Regions from separate parts of the Homo sapiens genome. Here region 2 is linked to region 1. A link is a contact called in ENCODE Hi-C or POLR2A ChIA-PET data. All regions are on one chromosome and are shown on one strand. Each heading gives the region's core, a stretch centred on a gene start or an enhancer-like site at or near the end of the contact. The rest is flanking DNA. Distances are from core to core; before and after follow the strand shown.

Region 1 (5,602 bases), core at 786-3,285:
CATGGTAAAAATAAAAACTGACTTGTATGCATACTTTGAAATCAAGCCTTATGCAAAGGCCCAAGCCTACGTTTCCACATGCATACCCTTCTAGAGTTACGATTCTTTCTCATTCCTGGTTATTTCTTAGCACAGAGAATCTATAATCAAGAAGCACAAAAAAAGACACAGCTTACTCACCTTCCCCAAGCTTGGCAAAGTCCTTGTTTAGCAGTTCTTCAGCTGTGAGTTTGGAGAAATTATCGTCATCAAAGGGATTCCACGTAGACCCTTCTGAAGGATTATAAACGTTTTGTTGAGAGGTCCGAGGAGAGCCTGATGGAGTGGTGGTTGCAGACCTAGGTAGGTTCCCACCCCCACGAAACAAAAAGATATAAAAGTTGAACAAAACAAAAAGGGTCAACTTATTTTCTCTGTTTCAGAATCAAATTATTTTCTGGGTCAAACCATCATTTTCCACCACAGTATTTTTTTTTTTTTTTTTGAGTCAGAGTTTTGCTCTTTCACCCACGTTGGAGCACAATGGCGTGATCTCGACTCACTGCAACCTCCGTCTCCCAGGTTCAAGCGATTCTCCTGCCTCAGCCTCCCGAGTAGCTGGGATTACAGGCGCATGCCACCACGCCTGGCTAATTTTTGTATTTTTAGTAGAGACAAGGTTTCAACATGTTGGCCAGGCTGGTCTTGAACTCCTGACCTCAGGTGATCCACCTGCCTTGGCCTCCCAAAGTGCTAGGATTACAGGCGTGAGCCACTGCATCCAGCCCACAGTGTTTTCCTAAAAGGGCTTTCCACAGCACCTGAAGAATTTCCGCAGATACCCATTCCACTTTGTGAAATGAATGTCTCCTTTCCTTCATGACTCACTACCTCCCACTACTTCCTTAATCTCTTGCTTAAGTTTTCAGTCTTATCTGCAAGTTGTTTCAGTTCAGGATCTAAAAGCAACCTGTTCTTAGACTTGTGTATCTTGTGGTGACCACCATAACATCCACAATAACTGACCTCTGGAAGGGCAGGAAAGAGGTCTATTTAGGCTGCCTCTCATCTCTCAGGATCCAGCATGCATAGAGTTAAGGGCCACCATCACAATTAAAAAGAAATAAAGACAGTTACCACTACTTTGTGCATCTAAGTATCATTATATAATTTTCTTATAAAGTCTCTCTTAACTTCATTGAAAGATTTTAACTTTAGAGTGTATGGTTCTAAGACAGTTAAGGGTCTGAAACTGCATTTACTCAACACTCATCAAAATCTACTTGTCAGGCACAGAACCAGTCACTGGATTTCCAAAGGTTGACTAAGACATGGTCATTGTCTTGGAGAACTCACAAACCAGTTCGGTCAGACATACAAATAATTAACGACAACACAATGTCATATAAGCTCAAAAAAATGTTCAGACAAAAATTATACATCATATCAGAGGAAGGGTCAAGGAAAAGTCAACCTCTGACATGGATCTTGATGAATAAATGAACATTCCCTAGGTGGGCAAGGAGGAGCATAGCAGTCCCAGGAGAGGGCACAGGAGGAACAAAGGGCTCGGGAAGGTGAAGAATGGCAAGTCTGCCTGTGAAACACAACAGGCCCTGCTATGTTAAGCAGTGTGCTCAGCTATCATGAGGAGCCAGTGAAAGACTTTTCAGCGTGGAGAGACTCGGTCAGATCGAGAGTTCAGAAAACACACTGTAGAGCATGGAACAGGTGAGAGAATGAGAACAGTGGGCCAAGTAGGAAAAGATTTCTTAAGATTAGTATGGCCCATGCACTAAAGACAAATTCACAGCTGCTCATTAAACACAAGTACATGCAAGATGAAATGAGCCAGAAAAATAAACAAACCAGAAAAATAAACAAACACAAGTACACACCACTGTATTTGCATTACACACATCTACACACTTATGCAAAGAATCACACACTAACAGCCGCAGGCAGACTTTGCCCACAGAGGTAAGAACAACAAAGAGGAAGCACCACATACTTGGACTTATTGAGACTGGCCTCAGCTGCAGCTGCCTGGAGCAGCTGGGTTGATTTGCTGGCAGGGACCCCAAAGACTGCACTGTGGGTTACGTCACTGAGAATACGCCTGTGCCCAGCACGTTGGGTTTTGGGGGATGAGGGTGGAGTGAGAGATCCAACTTTCTGCCCCTGGACGGCAGGAGGTGGGGTTGTCTGAACCTTTGGCTGTTGTCTTACTGGGGCTTGAATCTGCTAGGAAGAGAGACGGAAAGTGTTTCATTAAATTAAAAAAAAAAGTTAAAGGAAAAACAAACAGATAAGTGTAACAACAACAACAAAAAATGCCACATAAGCACTAACATGAAACTCACATGGCTAAGTTTATCAATAATGCCCAGAAAGAAAAATCCAGGCTTTGACAATCTGTGCTGCAACTTTGAGACTGATAACAACATGGTATTTGCCTGATACACATAAATTTCAATCTTTATCAGCGATAATATATAGGGTAACCATATGTTAACCATATTCAGCTCAAAGCATAAGAATGCAGAAGCTATTCCAGCTGTAAAGATCTAGAATTTATCATAAAGGACCACTTTCTATTTCTGGAGTCACATACAAACTCATTCAGAATGCTTTCAAAGGGCAAGCAATAGATCCTATCACTACAGGTAAAGGCCAATGAAGACGTATCTCCAGCGAAACACATTTAAGCTGAATGATTTCTGCTAAGAGATCCCTCACTCTCTGCCATAGCGAGACCACAGGTTGGGAGTGAGTCAGAGAAAATTCTACTGTGATTAATAAATGTTACTGCTCGTTTGTTTTGAACTTTTATTTTAGGTTCGGGGGTACATGTGCAGGTTTGTTATACAGGTAAACAGGCAAACTCGTGTCACGGGGGTTTGTTGTACAGATTATTTTGTCACCAAGGTACTAAGCCTAGTACACAAGAGTTATTTTTTCTGATCCTCTCCCTCCTCCCACCCTCCACCTTCAAGGAGGCCCCAGCGTCTGTTGTTTCCCTCTTTGCGTCCATGAGTTCTCATCATGTAGCTCTCATTTGTAAGTGAGTGCATGTGCTATTTGGTTTTCTATTCCTCCAATAGTTTGCTAAGGATAATGGCCTCCAGCTCCAACCATGTTCTTGCAAAGCCTCCATCCTCCTTCTTTTTTATGGCTGCATAGTATTCCATGGTATATATGTACCACATTTTCTTTATCCAATCTCCCATTGATGGGCATTTAGGTTGATCCCATGTCTTTGCTGTTATGAATAGTGCTGCAATGAACATACACATGCATGTGTCTTTATGGCAGAACAATTTATATTCCTTTGAGTATACACCCAGTAATGGGATTGCTGGGTTGAATAGTAGTTCTCTTTTTAGCTCTGTGAAGAATCGCCACACTGCTTTCCACAATGGTTGAACTAACTTATACTCCCATCAAGAATGTATAAGCATTCCCTTTTTTGTTTTGTTGTTAAGGCTCTTTATTTCACTGATGGGATGGGTATATAAGATCCTATTTCTGTGGCAACTCCTAAGAAAATATGTAGCATTAGTTTAGTGGGATTAACTTGTTTCAATCTTCAGTTTGGACATAATATTGAAGAACTGGCAGAGAATATAAGAAGAAGAAAGAAAAAAAAGGTCCTGATGATGACTGAGCTAATAATACAAGGACTCTTGTGATGTGGGCCATTTTCAAAACAGGCCAAACTGCCACCACAGAACAACATACCGGTGAGAATATCCTTGTGACCACATGAGTGGTCCTTAAGCATAAGTCACCTATATCAAGGAAAATGAACAAAAAATGTTAAGAAAGCCACCCAACCCCTTTCCTTTACACTATCAACCTAGAGATAAAATAACTTTGGATATAAAATGCCCCAGGTATTTCACCATCCCTTCCCTCCAGTCCCTCTTCTCAGATTAGAGTTGCTGCTCCATGCTGCAACTCAGTTCAGCTGCAGTCTCAGTGTCTACAAAGGCAGGCCCTGAGACAGTTTAAGGAAACTAGACTATCCAGCTACCTGGGTCAGGATGCTTCTAGCTTGGGATATTGACTGCCCTCATCTTGTCCTCAGGACTTGGAAAATTTATTAAGGTAGACTATGTACACATGTCAGTATTCCATCCACTTAACCAACAGGCTGAATGTTACAATATAAGGTTCTAATATCAATCAGAGGTTAGAAGGGTAACAAAGCTGCCCTGCTGAAGGAGAGGCAGAGTGCTCTGTGAAGACAACCACAGCTCCAGCTCCACAACTTCCTCTGGGGGTCCAGAGTTGTGCCTGTAACAGCTGGCTGAATACTACCACACATAGGGGTCAGAGGGCTTTGAGGATACACTGAATGGGCTTATTTCATGAGACATTCATTAATCTGAAAAGAATACTAAACTGTTGGGTCCCTTTATTTTGAAGAGTCCAGTGACAACTCTATTCTGAGATGAAGGACTGGAGGGAAGGGATGGTGAAATCTCCAGGGCATTTTACATCCGAAGTTGTTTTGTCTCGAGGTTGATGGCATAAAGGAAAGGAGTTGGATAGTTTTCTTACCACTTGGAGAACATTTTTCTCTTCTGTTCTCCAGATGCAGCACACTGAAGATTAGATGCCTCCTTCAGGACACCTTGCCCTATAACAGCAATCTACAGACACTAAGTGGTTTGTATCTGTTCAGCTACGCCTCCCAGCAACCCTGGCAGACAGTTATACTTCCACTTAGAATCAAAGAATGTGAGAGTTTAAAGGGACCTTAGAAAATGCAGATTTCAACTCCTGCACTGAGGCCAAATGCTCATTCAAGGTCACAGGGTTAACTGGAAGCAGAGCCCATGTCTCCTGACTGTGGCTCAGGACTCTTTTCTGCCCCATGATGCCATCCCATCCAAACAGGATTGGAAAGTGGGAGGAGGGACAGAGAGACCACGGGAGAAGGAATAAAAAGACTCAGATGTCTATTTTGCTGACGATTTTTTAAAAATGTAATTATAAAAGGAGTATAATCACATCAAGAAATGTAAGAATATAGAAAACAGACTTCTATTCCATCACTCTAATACAACTAGATACAATCCTTATCTTTTTGGTACCTTATACTTTAAGTCTCTTTTCAAGTGTATAGTTTTTCCGTAATTTCACAATTCCTTTAACATTACCTCATGAGCATTTCTTTTCATACTGTTGTACAGACTTTATAACCGTGCTTTTTAATGGCTGCACAGTTGGGTTTCTCAGCAATTTAGGTTGCTTCCAAATTCTCTGGGCTATTATTAATAAGACTGCAATAAACATCTAGGGCAAATGGCCATTTCCCCTTTGCTAATTATTGCTTTAAGATGGCTACAGGGTACGCTTTACCTTCATTCACTTGCTTCTTTAGATTAGCCCTGCCAAGAGTCAGCGGAGACAAGGATGGGTCAAAGCTGAGAAGCTCTATGGCTCCTGGCCAAAGCATGGTCTATTTCTGTTTCCTCTCTGTCCCCAAAACCAACTATCCCAGAGCAAAGTGTTCAAAGTGTTTTTTCATCCAAAGAACACGGAGAAAGTTCATAATTCATTCCCAAGGGAGTAGACACTTTTGTGTAGGAGAAGCATAGGGGAACCTCATAAG
Region 2 (5,602 bases), core at 2,262-4,761, 160 kb after region 1:
GTAAACTTGAAGCAAGGTCACCCTAATTATAAAGCTATAGTAACTAAGACAATGTGGCATGGGCACAGGGATAGACAACTGGCAGAATAGAGAGACCAGAAATTGACCTATGGATAAATGGAGACCTGATAGATGACATATACATGGGGAAGAGTAAATAGTACTGGAAAATTTGGTTATCTACGGAAAAAATGAAAGTGGACCCTTACCTTACATCAATCATAAAAATCAATTCAGGGTCAGGCGTGATGGCTCACACCTGTAATCCCAGCACTCTAGGAGGTTGAAACAGGGCAGACTGCTTGAGCTAAGGAGTTTGAGACCAGCCTGAGCAACATAGTGAGACCCCTGTCTCTGCCAAAAATACAAAATTTAGCCAGGCATGATGGTGCACACCAGTAGGCTCAGCTACTCAGGAAGCTGAGGTGGGAGGATCACTTGAGCCCAGGAGGTCAAGGCTGCAGTGAGCCAAGATCACACCACTGCACTCCAGCATGGGTGACAGAGTCAGACTCCATCTCAAAAAAAAAAAAAAAAAAAAAAAAGAAGGGAATACCATCAATAATCAATTCAGAATGGACCTAAAATGTGAAGAGCAAATGTTTTAAATATTTAGATAATAGAATGAGTAGAATAGCTTTATGACTTTGGGGTGGAGAAGGATTCCTTAAATAAAACACAAAAAGCACAAACCTTTAAAAAATGATAAATTTGAGACTACATTAAAATCAATAACTTTTGTTTATAAAAATACCATAAAATGCATAAAATGACAGGCTAAAACTCAATCAAAATATCTGCAACTCTAGTAACAGTAAAGTTTAGCATCCTGAATATGTAAAGAACTCCTGTGAATCAATAAGAAACAACACAAGAGAAAAAGCAATGCAAAAAAGACCTGTCAAGACATTTTACAGAATAAAAAATATGAATTGGGCATGGTGGCTCATGCCCATAATCCCAGCACTTTGGGAGGCCAAGGCTGGTGGATCATCTGAGGTCAGGAGTTCTAGACTACCCTGGCCAACATGGTGAAACCCTGTCTCTACTAAAAATACAAAAATACAAATTAACCAGGTGTAGTGGCGCATGCCTGTAATTTCAGCTACTCGGGGGGCTGAAACAGGAGAATTGCTTGAACTTGGGAGGCAAAGGTTGCAGTAAGCTGAGATTGCGCCACTGCACTCCTGCCTGGGCGATATAATGAGACTCCATCTCAAAAAATATATATATATACACACATATGAATTGTGAATAAGTACACAAAAAAGATGCTTGACCTCATTCATAGTCAGGGAAATGCAACACCAATCCTTGGTAAGGCATGCTATCACTGCTAAAGAGTCAGAAACCAACAAGTGTTGATAAGATGTGGAGCAACTAGAACTCTCATTCACTGCAACTGAGAGTATAAACTGTACAACTAATTTGCAAAACAGTTTGATATTTTATTAAAAGTGCAAAAACCTTATGACTCAGTGATTCAATTCTCACATGTTTACATCCTAGAAAAACTCTTGAGGATGGGTAGCAGGAGACATGTGGGAAATGATCTTAAAACATTGTTTTTATAGCAAACAAACAAATATAATTGGAAGCAACCCATTATTTATAGATTGGAGATAAATTGTGGGATATTCATGAACCACAGTTACATGATCAACATGGTTGAATATAAAACACTACTGAGTGAAAAAAATTATGTACTTTATTATGTATTTTATTTATTTATTTATTTATTTATTGAGACAGAATGTCGCTCTGTCACCCAGGCTGAAGTACAGTGGTGTGATCTCGGCTCAGTGCAACCTCTGCCTCTTGGGTTAAAGTGGTTCTCCTGCCTCAGCCTCCTGGGTAGCTGGGTTTACAGTTATGTGCCACCACACCCAACTAATTTTTGTATTTTTAGTAGAGATGGGGTTTTGCCATGTTGGCCAGGCTGGTCTTGAACTCCTGACCTCAAGTGATCTGCCTGCCCTGGCCCCCCAAAGTGCTGGAATTACAGGTGTGAGCCACCACAGCCAGCCTATTATGTATTTTAAACAATATTATGTATCTAATAAATACATTATAGTATAATTTTGTTTATATAAATTATACCTTTTAAAAACAGCAAAACCAAACAATATTTTTGTGGATACCTACATGTGTAGAAATAGCATAAAAACATGCTAGTAAATGCCAAAGAAGATATTCAGAATGATGACTATGCATGGGGAGAGAGGGAAGTAAATGGGTTTGGGGAGAGGTTCATAAACAGTTTCAACAGTGTTAATCACTTTGTTTTTTTAAAGACCTGAAACAATTAAGGGAACACACTAATATTTTATGACGCTGGTAGTGGCTTTATGGAAAGTCAATATTTTTTTTCTCTATATAGTCAATTAGTATACATAACATATAAAAAAAAAAGCTCATCGTCACTGGTATTAGAGAAATGCAAATCAAAACCACAATGAGATACCATCTCACACCAGTTAGAATGGCGATCATTAAAAAGTCGGGGAACAACAGATGCTGGAGAGGATGTGGAGAAATAAGAACACTTTTACACTGTTGGTGGGAGCATAAATTAGTTCAACCATTGTGGAAGACAGTGTGGCAATTCCTCAAGGATCCAGAACGAAAAATACCATTTGACCCAGCAATCCCATATACCCGAAGGATTATAAATCATTCTACTATAAAGACACATGCACAGGTATGTTTAGTGCAGCACTGTTCACAATAGCAAAGACTTGGAACCAACCCAAATGCCCATCAATGATGGACTGGATAAACAAAATGTGGCACATATACACCATGGAATACTATGCAGCCATAAAAAAGGATGAGTTCATGTCCTTTACAGGGACATGGATGAAGCTGGACCATCATTCTCAGCAAACTAACATGAGAACAGAAAACCAAACACTGCATGTTCTCACTCACAAATGGGAGTTGAACAATGAGAACACATGGACACAAGGAGGGGAACATCACACGCTGGGGTTGGGGGTTGGGGATTGGGGGGCTAGGGGATGGATAGCATTAGGAGAAATACCCAATGTAGATGACGGGTTGATGGGCACAGCAAACCACCATGGCATGTGTATACCTATCTAACAAACCTGCACGTTCTGCACATGTACCCCAGAACTTAAAGTATATTAAAAAAAAAGAAAAGAAACATTTTTTTCAAAGACACACACACACACACACACACACACACACACACACACACAAAGTGAAGGAGAAAAGTGCTGACCTGCAGCCACCCTCAGTGGGAGCTGACTTCTGCACCAACTCCCTCTCTCACTCAGTGGCCCTAGCCCAGTGCCAAACAGGACTGTGGGCTGGGAGAATCCCCCTGGGATTCTGCCTCCCTGCAGACTAAGGCACCTGGGGAGATATGAGGCTGGACTGAATCTGTCCCATTTTGATGTTCCTTACCCTACACGAGGCTTTGGGGTGAAGGGGATAGGGAGAGTGGGTCCCGTCACACATTCCCCCAGCTGGCTGCCCACTGTGCTTCTTACCTGCGGCCACCCTGCGTGCCTCGGTGAACACTGTCTGGTGCAAAGGAGGTATACGAAATGTGTTTGTTGAATTGATCCAAGCCATTATCAGCACTTCAGTGGGCTGGGAGGACATGAAAATAGCTGCATGGTGAAGTGGTGTTTGCTGGTGCCTGTCCTGTCCCCTGCCTCTGCCAGCTCTCTCATGACATTCCTTAGGCAACCTGGCCCGTTTGCAGGAAGCTGACAGCAGGTATTCAGAAATTTTAGGATTTGGGCTTAATTTCAGATAAGCAGGACAACCTGGGCTCTCCCACAATGAAAAATAGATTCTGCTGTTTTTTTCCTGCCTTTTTAACATTTCAAGCCAAGTTCCTATGCCCATCCACCCATATAAAACTTCCTTGTTCAGAAAGTCATCTGCGCAACTGGCAAAGGCACCAGCTCAGAGTTTTCTATTTTTATTCCTGTGTGTAATCAATGGGAACACACTGTGACGGAAATAAAGAATTATGAATTGATAAGAGCAAACCATTGATATTTGCTTTTGTTCCTGGGCAAGCTAGTGAAGGAACATGTACCTAATGTATAGAAATACAATGGTCATTTTATGCTTCTGTCTTTTTACAGAAGCACTCAGCAATTTCTGTGTCTATTTTTAGGGAGGAAAAAGAAACACTTTTAAGATTCAAATTGGGTAAGCTTGGGAAAAGTTTCCACACAGGCTGATTTTCTAGAAATATTGAAATATAAGACATTATCAGCCCTTTCTCTTCTAAATTATTAACCTGTGACTTCAATACCTATTCTCTGTCATCCTCTTACAATAAAAAATAATTGATTCTCCAACTCAGTAACACTATTGATAATTTTTTTAAAATCTCATTTCAAAAATTGTACTCTAACATAAACTGTTTTTTTTTTTTTTTTCGTTTTTTTGAGATGGAGTCTCGCTCTGTCACCCAGGCTGGAGTGCAGTGGCACCATCTCGGCTCACTGCAACCTCCACCTCCCGGGTTCAAGCGATTCTCCTGCCTCAGCCTCCTGAGTAGCTGAGACTACAGGTGCCTGTCACCATGCCCGGCTAATTTTCTGTATTTGTAGTAGAGACGGGGTTTCACTGTGTTAGCCAGGATGGTCTCGATCTCCTGTCCTCGTGATCCACCTGCCTTGGCCTCCCAAAGTGCTGGGATTACAGGCGTGAGCCACCGCGCCCGGCCCAAACTGTTTTTATTTTCCTCAGTCATCCTGCCCCATACAAAGATACTCTCTTTACATAGTAGAATCGCAGCATATAGTTTTATATTCTGTTATTTCACTTACGTATATGATATGACTTCAAAATAAAATGGCATGTGAGTCTCATGACCTTATAGTCATGTTGACAATACTCTATCACATATGTATTTACATAAATATAGATTAAAATTTTATTTTAAAAGGATCTGTGTGCATTTTTATTGTATGTACATGTCATCTCAATGTTAAAACCATTCAGAATTTTAAAAGTTACCTCTTTCACACTGTCAGGCTTCTCAACTAAGATAGAGAAAAGACTTGTTTAGAGCCTAAAGCTGAGCAAAAGTGAGATACCTGGAAGAGTGAGTCATAGGGGCAGAAAGCAGAATGACAGTTTCCAGGGGCTGCGGGGAGGGAGGAATGCAGAGTTGTTGTTTAACAGGAGAGTTGTGGGGATAGATGATGATTCACAGCAACGTGAACGTATCTAATGCCACTGATCTGTATGCTTAAAAATGGTTAAAATGAATCCCAGCACTTTGGGAGGCCAAGGCGGGCAGATCACGAGGTCAGGAGATCAAGACCATCCTGGCTAACACGGTGAAACCCTGTCTCTACTAAAAATACAAAAAATTAGCCAAGCGTGGTCTCAGATTCTCGGGAGGTTGAGGCAGGAGAATGGTGTGAACCCGGAAGGCAGAGCTTGCAGTGAGCCGAGATTGTGCCACTGCACTCCAGCCTGGGCGACAGAGCAAGACTCTGTCTCAAAAAAAAAAAAATAATAATGATAATAATAATAATAATAGTTAAAATGGTAAACTTTATGTTATCTATATTTTGCCACAATAAAAAGAAGTTTTAAAAAA

What was found. A loop is a pair of places that touch in the nucleus more often than their neighbours do. ChIA-PET counts read pairs that join two places held with the same protein, here RNA polymerase II (POLR2A). Pooled maps may share reads with other maps.
Region 2: a loop to region 1 is called in a pooled map, with 5 times the contacts of the local background. The contact joins two enhancer-like sites. A Hi-C loop is called at or near these places in 4 of 50 pooled maps. POLR2A ChIA-PET finds 5 or more read pairs at or near these places in 2 of 52 experiments (CD8-positive, alpha-beta T cell and activated CD8-positive, alpha-beta memory T cell).

Annotation. Positions count from the first base shown.
Region 1 is chr2:69,507,241-69,512,842 of GRCh38, forward strand. AAK1 (AP2 associated kinase 1) reads right to left here. Exons shown (of 22, transcript NM_014911.5): 14 at 1,991-2,220; 15 at 181-338. Among named protein-coding and RNA genes, the nearest start is that of SNORA36C, 10 kb to the right of the region's middle. Within about 2 kb of position 2,036, at least 3 of the 41 ENCODE cell types and tissues checked have a DNase peak (open chromatin) inside an H3K27ac peak, as active enhancers do.
Region 2 is chr2:69,670,505-69,676,106 of GRCh38, forward strand. It overlaps a transcript of ANXA4 not described here. Among named protein-coding and RNA genes, the nearest start is that of AAK1, 30 kb to the left of the region's middle. Within about 2 kb of position 3,512, at least 9 of the 41 ENCODE cell types and tissues checked have a DNase peak (open chromatin) inside an H3K27ac peak, as active enhancers do.